Regions from separate parts of the Mus musculus genome. Here region 2 is linked to region 1. Evidence: chromatin loops called from intact Hi-C (ENCODE). Cell type or tissue: gastrocnemius. All regions are shown on one strand. Each heading gives the region's core, and the rest is flanking DNA. Links, peaks and the distances in the headings are about the cores only.

Region 1 (5,697 bases), core at 528-5,527:
CCCTGGGGCTCATGGCTTTTCAAGTAAGTCCCACGGATCCTTCTGTCTCCACCTCCTAGTGTGGGGCTATAAGTGTGCATCAACAGAACTGCCTTTTTACGTGGGTGCTAGGGATCTCAACTCAGGCCCTCCTGTTTGCAAGGCAAGCAAGTACTTTATCCACTGAGCCATCTCCCTAGTATCTTTAGTAATTATTTTATGTTTTCCTTTTTACATTTTAACTTCTTAATTTTACAACCTACAACTGGCAATATAGGTGAATTTTGAGTGGTGAATTGCTCTCTATAATATTTAAATTCCCATTTCAATCTGGAGAAACAATATAAAATACATGTAAAATATTCCTTAATATGTTGAGGCAGGGGTAGGGTCTAATCTACCTCATTCAGAGGCCAGAACACTTGTCTGGCATGTGCAAGGTCTTATATTCCATCCGTGTGGGTGGGGGAGGGGCATACTGGAGCAGAGCTGAGGGTGGGATGGTGTGGGAGCAACAAGGTCACACCATAAGTCCCCAACCCGCACCTCAAAATACTACTATTTTCAGACATGAACTCACTAATACATTAAATTCTTGAAAGGTGGCAACTAAGATCGACCTTGGCTATTTTTATCAAGCGTACATAATCTAAGTAACATTACCCCTTTGGATTATCTAGCACTTGGTTGTGACCATTTGCCAAATAGGTTGGCTAAATGGTCAAGCAAGACAATTCAAACTAGCTGAAGCAAGGCAACACTGCTAACAGAGATTTGGCTTCATGCTCTCACTTCTCAGTGCCCACAGGCAAATTTCTCTTCTGCCCAATTGTGGTTTTCCCAAACTTTTCCCTTGCTCCCAAACCGGCAATCAATTAAGGAGGCATGATTTCTGACAGTACATACATTTTAAAATAGGGACAGGTCAAAGCAAACAGACCTACAATTGGAAGAACTGTAAAATCAATGCCTGTAAACAAACAAACAATAAATCTTTTTTTATACTCTTTTGTCTACCATTTTTGCCCCTAAGGAACACAAGAAACTAAAATTTTTTTTTAAATATAAAGAACTGCTAAACAATTCTGATGCACACTGTATCAAATGTTACCAGGCTAAGAGGATCTTATTTGATTATGAGGTTAAAAAGTTACAAACTGTCCTTAACATGAATAATCATTAAGTTGGTTCCCATCCCTGGCCTTTTCAAATAAATACCTCAACAAGCAAACTTCAACACGCTGGTACCACAAAGAGAACCCAGTAGTTAAAAGTAACTCCAAACTATCTACAATAAATCTCAGGATGACTCAAAATCCTAGATCCAAGCTCAAGTGCGTGTCCTATCTTGTCTCTCAGCTCACTTTCCATCCCGACTTGTGCGGGAGTAAGGCAGAGGCCACCCACACACAACCTAAGTAGATCTCAGGTCTCCCAAACATGCCCATTTCCGGTTTTAGTCTCTCCAGAAACCTAATCCAATTAACTCTAATGAGCCAATAGCTAATAAAATAACTCCTAAATTAAAATTTCAGTTTATGACGGCCGCTAGAACTTAAGGGGTTACTAAGAGTGTCGATGAAACTTGCAAACATGGGTCCATTTTTTGGAGATAATTACTCTTTCAAATCACAAGGTCTACTAAGCCTTTCTTGTGTGCAGAGGCCCTCCGGGGTAATAAGACCGGAAGTCGGGGCAGGTATTGTTGATACAGTAAAACAAAACAAAGCTTCCCCCCTCCCAGCACACAAACAAACAAACAAACAAACAAAAAACCCCATAACCTCAAAAACAACTTCCCGAGAGCACGCTCACCCCACCCTCATCACGAGCCCCGAGAGAGGAGGGCGGGCGGCCAGGGTGAGAGTCCTGGGGAAAGGTCGGAGACAGGGCAGCGCCGCGCGGCTTGCGGCCTGCAAGCCCGAGCCTGCAGGTGGGGCGTGCGGGAGGCGCCGCGGGGCCCGCGTTTACCTGCGGCGAAGTGGAGCGGGGTGGACTTCCTGCCCGCCGTGTCGCGGCTGTTCACCTTCTCGGGCGTCACCAGCCTCTTGACTCGCTCCACGTCCCCGTTGCGGCAAGCCTCGAACAGCTCGCGGGCGGACGGCTCCACGGCCTCGGCCCCGGCGCTCGCGCAGGCCGCGCCCCCGCCGGCGCAGCGGCGGCCAGACATGATCCGGGCCGCCGCCGCCGCCGCCAGCAGCAGCGCCAGCAAAGGCAGCAGGAGCCCGGGCCCCGCGAGCAGGAGGGCGAGGCCCCCCGCAGGAGACGCGCTCAGGGCCCGGGCCGCTCCGCTCCCCGCTGTCACCAGAGTCGGCACGGTCCCATGGCCGCGTCGCCGCGCGCCCCCGGCTCGGCTCCGTGAGCCCCGGCTGCCCCACCGCGGTGGAGGCAGCGCGAACCCGCTCGCCGAGCCCCGAAGCGACGCGACGGCGGAAGCGGCCGAGACCACTCCTGCCAGCTCGGTCGGGTCCTGGGAGCGCGCGTGACGTCGGCTCGCGCGTGCGCAGTGGCTGCTCTCCGGCCGGGCCAGTTTGGGCAAGCGGGGCCGCGCGGAGGGGTTTGTGGGAAATGTGCAGGGAGAGCCTTTGGCTGCGGAAAGAGAAGGGGCTTCGGCCCACCGCCATCTTTACAGAGCCTCTGCTAAAAACGAGAGGTCTTGCTGCCTTTTCTTTTATTAAAGCCTACACTTCTCGAGACGAGTTTCATTGCTCAGACACCGAAGACGAATCTTGGGAAGTTTTGTTCTGATTATGCATTTTCTTGTGCAAGTTTTAGCGTGAAAATCTCTGCAGTGTTGCTTCCGTACCTTCCCCCTGGGAGATTTCTCACCCCTTCCCCCTCCTGCCTTCTTTACAGTGTCTCTTCCCTTAACTCTCCGCATCTGCTTTTGTTTTTCTTATAAGCGTTTTCTCAGAAATGAATCCGTTACGCTTACTGAGAAGTTTGGATGAGCGGCCCCCAGATAAATCAAGAAAGCGAAGAAAGTTCATCTCAATTCTAAAGCAACAATTGGGGGGTGGGGTGGCTGTGATTAGCTCCGCTTCCCATAGTAAATTATTAGCTCAGCGCTGACGAGGATCTATACATAAATCAGCATTGCACCGGATGTGGTCGAGGTGCTGATACAAAGCATACACATCAAAGTTTTCCGAAGTTTCTCTCTCTCTCTCTCTGATCAAAGAATACAAGTGCACAATTCATTTTCGTGTTTATTGTGTTTTATTAAAAAAAAAAAAACAACAACAACAAGGATGTGTTTTGTAGAGCCAGGTCTGGTAAGGTGGGAAGGATTCCTGGGCAGGCCCATGCTGAAACATCCCTTTCTTACCCCTGAGGTACCAGCCATACGGGTGTAGTGTAGAATCGAGTTTATTTAGGGCATGGGAAGGGGAGTAGAGAAGAGAGTAGAGGCAGAGAAGGACAGAGGAAGAGAGAAAAAGAAGAGAGGCCGGCCAGGAACACGTGGAGAGAGACGGGGGAGGGGGGATGGGAGAGAGGGAGAAAGGGGTTAGGAGAAGAGTCTGAGAGAGAAGGGGGACAAACAGCCAGGCCTACCTGGCTGTTGCCAGGTAACTGTTGGGCGGAGCCTGGAAAGAATGTTAGCTGTGTTTAAGGTAGTAGTGACATCTTGTTTCAGGAACCCGAAAGAAAGGAATACAGAGATTTTGCTTGCAAGAAAGTGCTGACTTTTGGCACGCTGACAAGCATTTCCCCTGTGAATTACTTAACCTGTTTTTCAGGAAATCCAGTTTTTGTTAGGGAGCGTTGACTCACTTCTGTGGGAGAAAAGCAGGGACACTTCTTGAGCATTTTAGTAAATGTACCTTCTTATATGTTTATTCCATTATGTTCTTAGACTACTTAGTGTAAATTTAAATTGATCCCTATTACTAAATAACTATTCATGAATATACCTAAGGATTAGAACCTTACTACTATGATTGTCTCATTTTTCTTCATTTCATCGACTTGCCAAATATATTCCCAATTTTTATAATTTTTTATTTAGTGATTTCTGCTTATGTATTTCCTCCCAATATGTGTATCTAAACAACATCATACAGCATCACTTACTCACTGATCTATCTCCTCAACCCTAACTGTTTTTGTTTTTTTCTTTTTTTCTTTTTCGAGACAGGGTTTCTCTGTGTAGCCCTGGCTGTCCTGGAACTCACTCTGTAGACCAGGCTGGCCTTGAACTCAGAAATCTGTCTGCCTCTGCCTCCCAAGTGCTGGGATTAAAGGCGTACAACACCACAGCCCAGCCTAACTTGTTTTTAAAACACTTGATTACTAGAGAAATGAAGTTAACAAAGAAACCATATTAGGATGGCTGTTCTAAAAGCAAACAAACAGCAAACAACAAATGTTGGTGAGATGGACAAATTAGAATCGTTTTGGCACTCTTAATGTGATCATAAAATGTGTATTATTACAGGAAACACTTGGTAGTTCCTTACAAAACTAAACATTGGGACTGGAGAGATGGTCTAGTGGTTCAGGGCACTGTTTTACTTAGGACCTGAGTTCAATTCCCAGCAGCTACAAGGTGGTGCACAATCATATAGCACCAATCCTGGTATCTGTGGCCCTCAGCAGGCACAAACATGGTGCAGACAAAACACCCAACATAAAATTAATTAAAAATTAATTAATTAAAAATTTCAACATAAAGCTACCATCTTCTCTACTTCTGGGTAGATATAGTCAAATAGTTTGAAACCAGGATCTCAAATCGTTCTGCAATCGTGTTCATAATACAATCCTCACAAAAGCAAAGAGTTATAAACAATCCAATTGTTCCATGAATGGATGACTATGAAATGTGATGAATGCATATCAAGGAAGAACATTCAGGCTTCAGGAAAGAAGGAATCTTATCTTGTGCCCCAACATAGGTGATTACTGAGGGCATAATGTTAAGTAAGAGAAGCCAGCTTACAAAGACAAAACGGGTTCACTTGTATTCCTGCAGAGAGCTGCCTTAGCAAAACACCACAAAATAGATGTTTTAAATTCCTTTAAAAAAAAAAAAGTGGGGCGTGGTGGGGTGCACGCCTTTAATCCCAGCACTCGGGAGGCAGAGGCAGGTGGATTTCTGAGCTCGAGGCCAGCCTGGTCCACAAAGTGAGTTCTAGGACAGCCAGTGCTACACAGAGAAACCCTGTCTCGAAAAACCAAAAAAAAAAAAAAAAGAACAATATGAACTAACCAGTAGCTCGTGTCTCTAGCTGCTATGTAGCAGAAGATGGCCTAGTTGGCCATCATTGGGAAGAGAGGCCCCTTGGTCTTGCAAACTTTATATGCCCCAGGGCCAAGAAGTGAGAGTGGGAGGGTAGGAGAGCAGGGGGCGGGGGGTGGGGTGTGTATGGGGGGACTTTTTGGATAGCATTTGAAATGTAAATGAAGAAAATACCTAATAGAAAATTGGAAAAAAGAAAAAAGAAAAACGAAAAAAAAAAGTTAGATCAAGATGTTGGTTGGTGTTTTGGTTTCCTCAAAACCCTTTTCCTTGGCTTATAGATGGCTACCTCCTCACTGTACCTCACTCGATCTTTCCACTACATGCACATCTTGTTTCTTTAGTAAAATTAAGCTAGATAAGCTAGCTGGGAGATAGCCCAAGCTAAAGACCTAGGCTTTTTATAATTATTAATAAGTCATCTCTTACTCTTGCCTTCTTGCTCCCACTCTGTCCTCTCACCCCTTCCCCACCCC
Region 2 (5,697 bases), core at 484-5,483, 59 kb before region 1:
CTTTGCCATCTCTCCAGCCCCCTATATTACTGTTTTTTTTGGTAGTCAACCTCTTAGGAAACCGGTTTACTTCTATCACTAGTTGTAGCCTTGCTATGTTGTTACTGCTGTAGTGTCTTTAGCTACTGCTCCCTCCATGTAATGTTGAGACTTTAGAAGGAATGAAGGGCTGGGAAGATGGCTTAGTGGTGCTTGCTGCACAAACAGGAGAACTTGAGTTCAAATCCCCAGCATCTATTTGCAAAGCTCACGGGGCTAAGTAATGTGTAATGAAATAACACACCACTGCATGTTCAGAGCTTGTATGAGACAGGACTGTCTCCCTTATTTTTCTGATTCTCAAAGTAGATCAGTTCCCAGCAGCAGCCATGCCCCACCCACATAAATCCCTGGCAATAGTACATGCCAAGTGCTATCAATCCCTGTTAACCCCGAATTCTTCTTGAGGCTAGGAATGACAGTCACCACTGGTAAAATTAGGTGCCATAATCTTCCTACCTTGTGTTCCTTCTGTTCTGAGGGAAATGAAGGGTTGAGCTGCCTTTTAGTTTCTCAGAGCTTTGGTTTCTTTATGCATATGGGTGCATTGCCTGTGTGTATGCCCACATAACACTTGCTAGGCATAGGTAATCTTAGCATCAAGGAGGCTGAGGTATAACTGAATTTGAGAGCAGCCTGGGTTAAAAACCCAAAACATGTAACCCAGTAAATATGTGACAGGGACGGGTGCTCGTCTGCATGTATACGTGAAAGACAGCAAACCGAGTCAGGTTCCCCTCATTCAGACGCTGGTTCTTAGACTTAAAGTACTTTCTGATTTTCAAGACTTGGTTTCTCTGTGTCTTCCCTAGAACTTGTTTTGTAGACAAGGCCAGGCTGTCCTTGAACTCAAGAGGTCCACATGCCTCTGCCTCCTGGGTGCTTAGATTAAAGGTGTGCACCACACCTGACTCAAATTACAATTTCTAGTCTGTTGCAAATCAGTAATTTTATAAAAGAAATTTCAAGCCCATTAGCAGACCTTACTTTTGTGTAGACTGCTCTGGGATATGCTGGTACCCCTTTCTGAGGGCTCCCTGCATATCTGTGTTATGGGAATGGCAACTATAAGTGACTAAATGGAGAGGACACATAGAAGTCATCCAAGATGGTAACTACTTCAGGCCACAACCCACATGAGCCAGGAAACACAGGGTGTGTACAGGGACTGGGAGATAGTGAAGGGCAGTCCTCTCGTCCTTCCTAACAGTTCTTGTGAGGGGAACCACTGCTGTCTGGGCAGGTCAGGAAGCGTGGTGGTTGAAAAGGAATGGACCCCACAGACTCCTGTGTTTGAGTGCTTAGCCCACAGGGAACGGCACTATTAGCAGGTGTAGCCTTGCTGAAGTAGTTTGTCGTTGGAGGAAGTATGTCACCGTGGAGGCAGGCTTTGATGTCTCATATATGCTCAAGCCATCCCAGTGGGACAGTCTCTCCTTGCTGCCTGCCTGCCAAGAACTCTTAGCTCCTGCAGCAAGCTGGCCTGCATGCTTCTCATGATGATGATGGGCTAAACCTCTGAAACCATTAAGCCAGACCCAATTAAATGTGTTCCTTTATAAGAGTTGCTACCATCATATTGCTTCATCACAGCAATGAAACTCTAAGACAGAGGTAAAGGCACAATCAAGAGAACTATTAGTTAATAGCTTTGGGAAGTTTATTTGCATGTTTTCTTGCCTCAATCTTCAAACAACTGGATCACATCATACGTGGGCATGCACGCTCAGCAAACAGCAAGCAAACACTTCAGTATCATCTTAAAAGAAGCAGGAAGATAAAGCAGTTTATGTAGACTTCAAAGTGATACTTAGGGATACTTGTACCATCACTCTCTTCTTATGGAACACTGAAGACTAATTACAGACATGTCATTAGCATATGGAAATATAAAATACACTACTTTTTTTTCCTTTTAGAGAAAAAATATGACTAACTGGGATTTGGAAACTTATCAAGAATGTTTTTATGACATAGAAAACAAAAATATATTTCTCTTTGTAAGTTAAGCAGACTGATTTTCGTGAATGAATTTTAAGGACTACCAAAGTCATACTGGATGGTGTGGACGCCAAACACATCTTACCTTCATCATGAAGCATCTGAGCAAGTATGGCCACCACATTCTACATCTTACATTTATGCTGCACCCTGTCACGATTAGACTCAAAACTACACTGTTCTCTTGCAATTACGATTTACTGTAATTTCAATGAATTACCATGCTACCCAGAAAACAAGTAAACAGTTTATTAAGAATTAAGTGAGGCATGGAATGTGATACAAGTAGACACTCAGATGGGCAGAACACTACACACACACACATACACAAATTAAATTTCACCTCAAAAAAAAATCACAAGGCAAAAGAAAAAGCAATTCCATTATTATAAAGGTATTTCATGCAAAGCACTAAACCACACCCCCAAACTCCCAGCTCCCAATAAACATTGCCATGCCAGCGTATTGACCACAATGGGAACACACATAAGCAATGGGTTAGGAGGTAACACGGGTCATAACCAGACCATGATTCTACATGAAAAACAATTCCAGATCCACACAGAGTAACATAGGCCAAACTTTGAAAAGTACGTAAATATAAACCCCACTAATTAACTTCATTATCTTTTAACTATAAAACCCAGAAGCTTACAGAACCTGAAAAATTTATATAAAATTTGGCATACTCCTTTTATGTTCAAGAAATGATTTTAGGATATTTGTAGTTAGCAGAGAGCTGTATAAAAGCATTTCTAGGTCAGGATTTGACCTCTTAACCCTTGACCACAATTCACATCTTAGGAACAACTCCAGACATACATTTCTCTTAACTCACAGGATGGGAAACTTAACTTTCAAGCAACTCTATGTACAAGATTCTATAAAGGACCAGGTAGGTAATTAAGAGACCAAATAAAATGTAAAACAAAGAGAAAGTGTACAGAGAGTGAAGAGGACATCCTCATTTACAAAAACTTAGGTGGATAAAAATCTCTCCTTGATTTCTGAGTGTACCGCCATGCAGTACGGCAGGTCTCTGTGCAATGCAAGATGCTAAGTGTAAGGCTTACATTAGAGAATAGTAAAAATAGCCTTTCATGGAAAGTAATTTCTTCCACAGCTGCCATACTGAACTTGAGCCTGTGACAGTGTTTTTCCAACTGGGCAGAATGCCTTGACAGAAGTAGGAAGCACTAGGCTTGCCCATTCCAGAGGCTGCCACAGACACAGACACTCACACCTATGGTTTTAGGTTGTATTTACTCATGATAAATACACTGGCTATAATATATCCATAAGATCAAGAAAAACTTAAATTTAAAAAACCTATCCATTTCCACTTGTTATTCCTCCGTTTTAGATTTAAGGTAATTAGACCTGATTGGGAAATTATCCACCATTGCCTTCCCCGTGTCCACTTACAGTTCACGATCAGAGCACTAAGAGTTCAGAAGCTGGGGCTTAGCATCTTCAAAACTTGAAGAGAGTTCTGCTCTGAGGTCGAGGACATCAGAGACCTCTCTAGAGCAAGACCCAGAGCTTAAGGCCATTGAAGATCTTCTCTAGCCACAAGTCCCCATCACGTCACACCAGAGCTCTCTGGGATGTGTGCCTTCTAGACACAAAGGCATCACCAATTAAATTCCAAGAGTATTCATAAAATTCTTAAATTAGAAAGATTTCTATTAATAGAGAAATGCTTCCATCAGTAAATTAAATTTGTTAAGTCAATGTTTCCCCACTAACTCTCTATTAGCAACCGAGCAGCCTCTGGAATCAAACGTAGCGATCAGTCAGGCGACGACAGATGAAACACGGATGAGCAACACATATGAAAATACTCTGTGAACCGCTGCAGCTCTAGAACAGTTTATAGTACAAAGCGATGTAAATAAATATCGGGCTAGTACAAAAGCTCTTATTTACATTTTACAAATGAAATTGTATTCAGTGTAAATGCTGTGTTTTAAAGAACACAGTACTGATTAGTAAAATGAGTTCTGTTGAGGGATTACCATTTTTGTTAGAACCAATGCACGACGTATAAAAGATTCAAGTTAACTGTTTATAATTTAGGACAGACAAACCCAGTTGAACCTGGAATGGCATCTGTTAAAGTGCTGAGAACAGGAAACACTCAGAAACACTGTACACTGTTAAAGCTTCATCAAGTCACAACGCTGGGCTTCGTTCACATTTTATCATTTGTGCCACAGGCCTGTAGTCAGCATGAATTGTTTTCCTGCCAAGGAGTGAAACTTAAGAGGCCGTCAGCTGCTTCAGGACATTTCGTCTGGGGGAACTGGTTTCAGCCATCAACCATACCTTCAGGCCTTACAATCTGGTAAGTAATTAGATATTCAGGATAAGCCTGGAAAAGAAAGATTAGTTCAAATGTTAGCAAGTGTGTTTTATTGTATGTCAAGATGGCCTTGAGTCCTACACAACCCAACCACTGTTCCCCGACTGACTCCTATCTTCCCAGTTCTCTTCCAACCCTCAGAAGCAGGTAGGTCTAGGGTGAGATGTAAATACATGTTTTTGTCTGTTATCAGTAACAGAGGGAATTCTGCCACATACTTTGACTTAGAATGCTGATTTACACTGGCTTTTTATTAGGTCTTTGTCAATTATTGCAGGAAAAATTACACATCATTGCTATATTTTACAGAAAAAAAAAAAAAAAAAGAAAAGAAAAAGATACAGATTTGACTGAAAACTGAATAGGTTAGATATATCAATGGTTCTTTTCTGATTTTGAAAATATTTTAAAAAATGATTTATTTAGTTTTATGTGTACTGGTGTTTTCCCTACATGTAAGTCTGTATGAGGGTGTTGGATCCCCTGGAACTGAAGTTAGACAGCCATGAGTTGCATGAGTAATCTAGAAGAGCACCCAGCGCTCCAGCCCGGTTTTGAGAATCTTATGACAAACATTTTGTTAACTTTCAAACCTGAAGTTACCCCCAACCCCCCCACCCACCCAAATTCAGTTAAGGTAACATGTCCTGTTCATGTAAGAGCCATGCACTGTCAAAGACAAACAAATGTAAGTGAATTACCTGTTCTCCTCTGTAAATAACATATTCAGCTAATGCTAGGCCATTTACACTGGGCCGGCCAGTGACCGAGTGATGGCCGGGAGGAGAATGTGCCATTTTCATTGCGCTGAACTGCAAGAAAGACTTTCCCAAGGTTACTCGACAAAACAGCAGCTGCCTAAAACATAAAAAGGAAAATTTTACCCTGGACACAGAAACCCAGAACAGCAAAGCTCTATGTTAATAACATATTTCTAGACAACATATTTCTAGTACTGTATTCCAATAACAGCTCAGGGGAAGTATGAGAACACTGCTTGTTTGTTTGTTTTTTGGTTTTTTGAGACAGGGTTGCTCTGTATAGCCCTGCTGTCCTGAAACTCACTTTTTAGACCAGGCTGGCCTCGAACTCAGAAATCCACCTGCCTCTGCCTCCTGAGTGCTGGGATTACAGGCGTGCACCACCACGCCCAGCTGAGAACACTGCTTATTACTAATAATCTCAACCACAGAAGGCAAGTAAAATTTAAGTATTCAATTTACAGAATTTGAAACATTGTAGCCTCCTAAATAGTATAGATTTGTGGCTCAAAATAGAAATGATAGTAATTC

What was found. A loop is a pair of places that touch in the nucleus more often than their neighbours do. Peaks named below come from ENCODE experiments on the same cell type or tissue, not always from the same donor. Only the 100,000 strongest peaks of a DNase experiment are listed, where the experiment ranks them.
Region 2: it touches region 1 in a loop (1.9-fold over the local background); 6 of 42 quality-filtered maps call a loop at or near these places.

Annotation. Positions count from the first base shown.
Region 1 is chr19:36,830,990-36,836,686 of GRCm38, reverse strand. Tnks2 (tankyrase, TRF1-interacting ankyrin-related ADP-ribose polymerase 2) reads right to left here and starts at 2,455. Exons shown (of 27, transcript NM_001163635.1): 1 at 1,951-2,455. The coding sequence starts at 2,149. In gastrocnemius, for the core only: no CTCF peak of the experiment used is centred there; DNase peaks (open chromatin) are centred at 2,484, 2,991 and 3,612; H3K4me3 peaks cover 3,184 bases; H3K27ac peaks cover 3,960 bases.
Region 2 is chr19:36,889,458-36,895,154 of GRCm38, reverse strand. Tnks2 (tankyrase, TRF1-interacting ankyrin-related ADP-ribose polymerase 2) reads right to left here. Exons shown (of 27, transcript NM_001163635.1): 26 at 5,107-5,263; 27 at 1,678-4,414. The coding sequence ends at 4,352. Among named protein-coding and RNA genes, the nearest start is that of Fgfbp3, 27 kb to the left of the region's middle. In gastrocnemius, for the core only: no CTCF peak of the experiment used is centred there; no DNase peak of the experiment used is centred there; H3K27ac peaks cover 2,275 bases.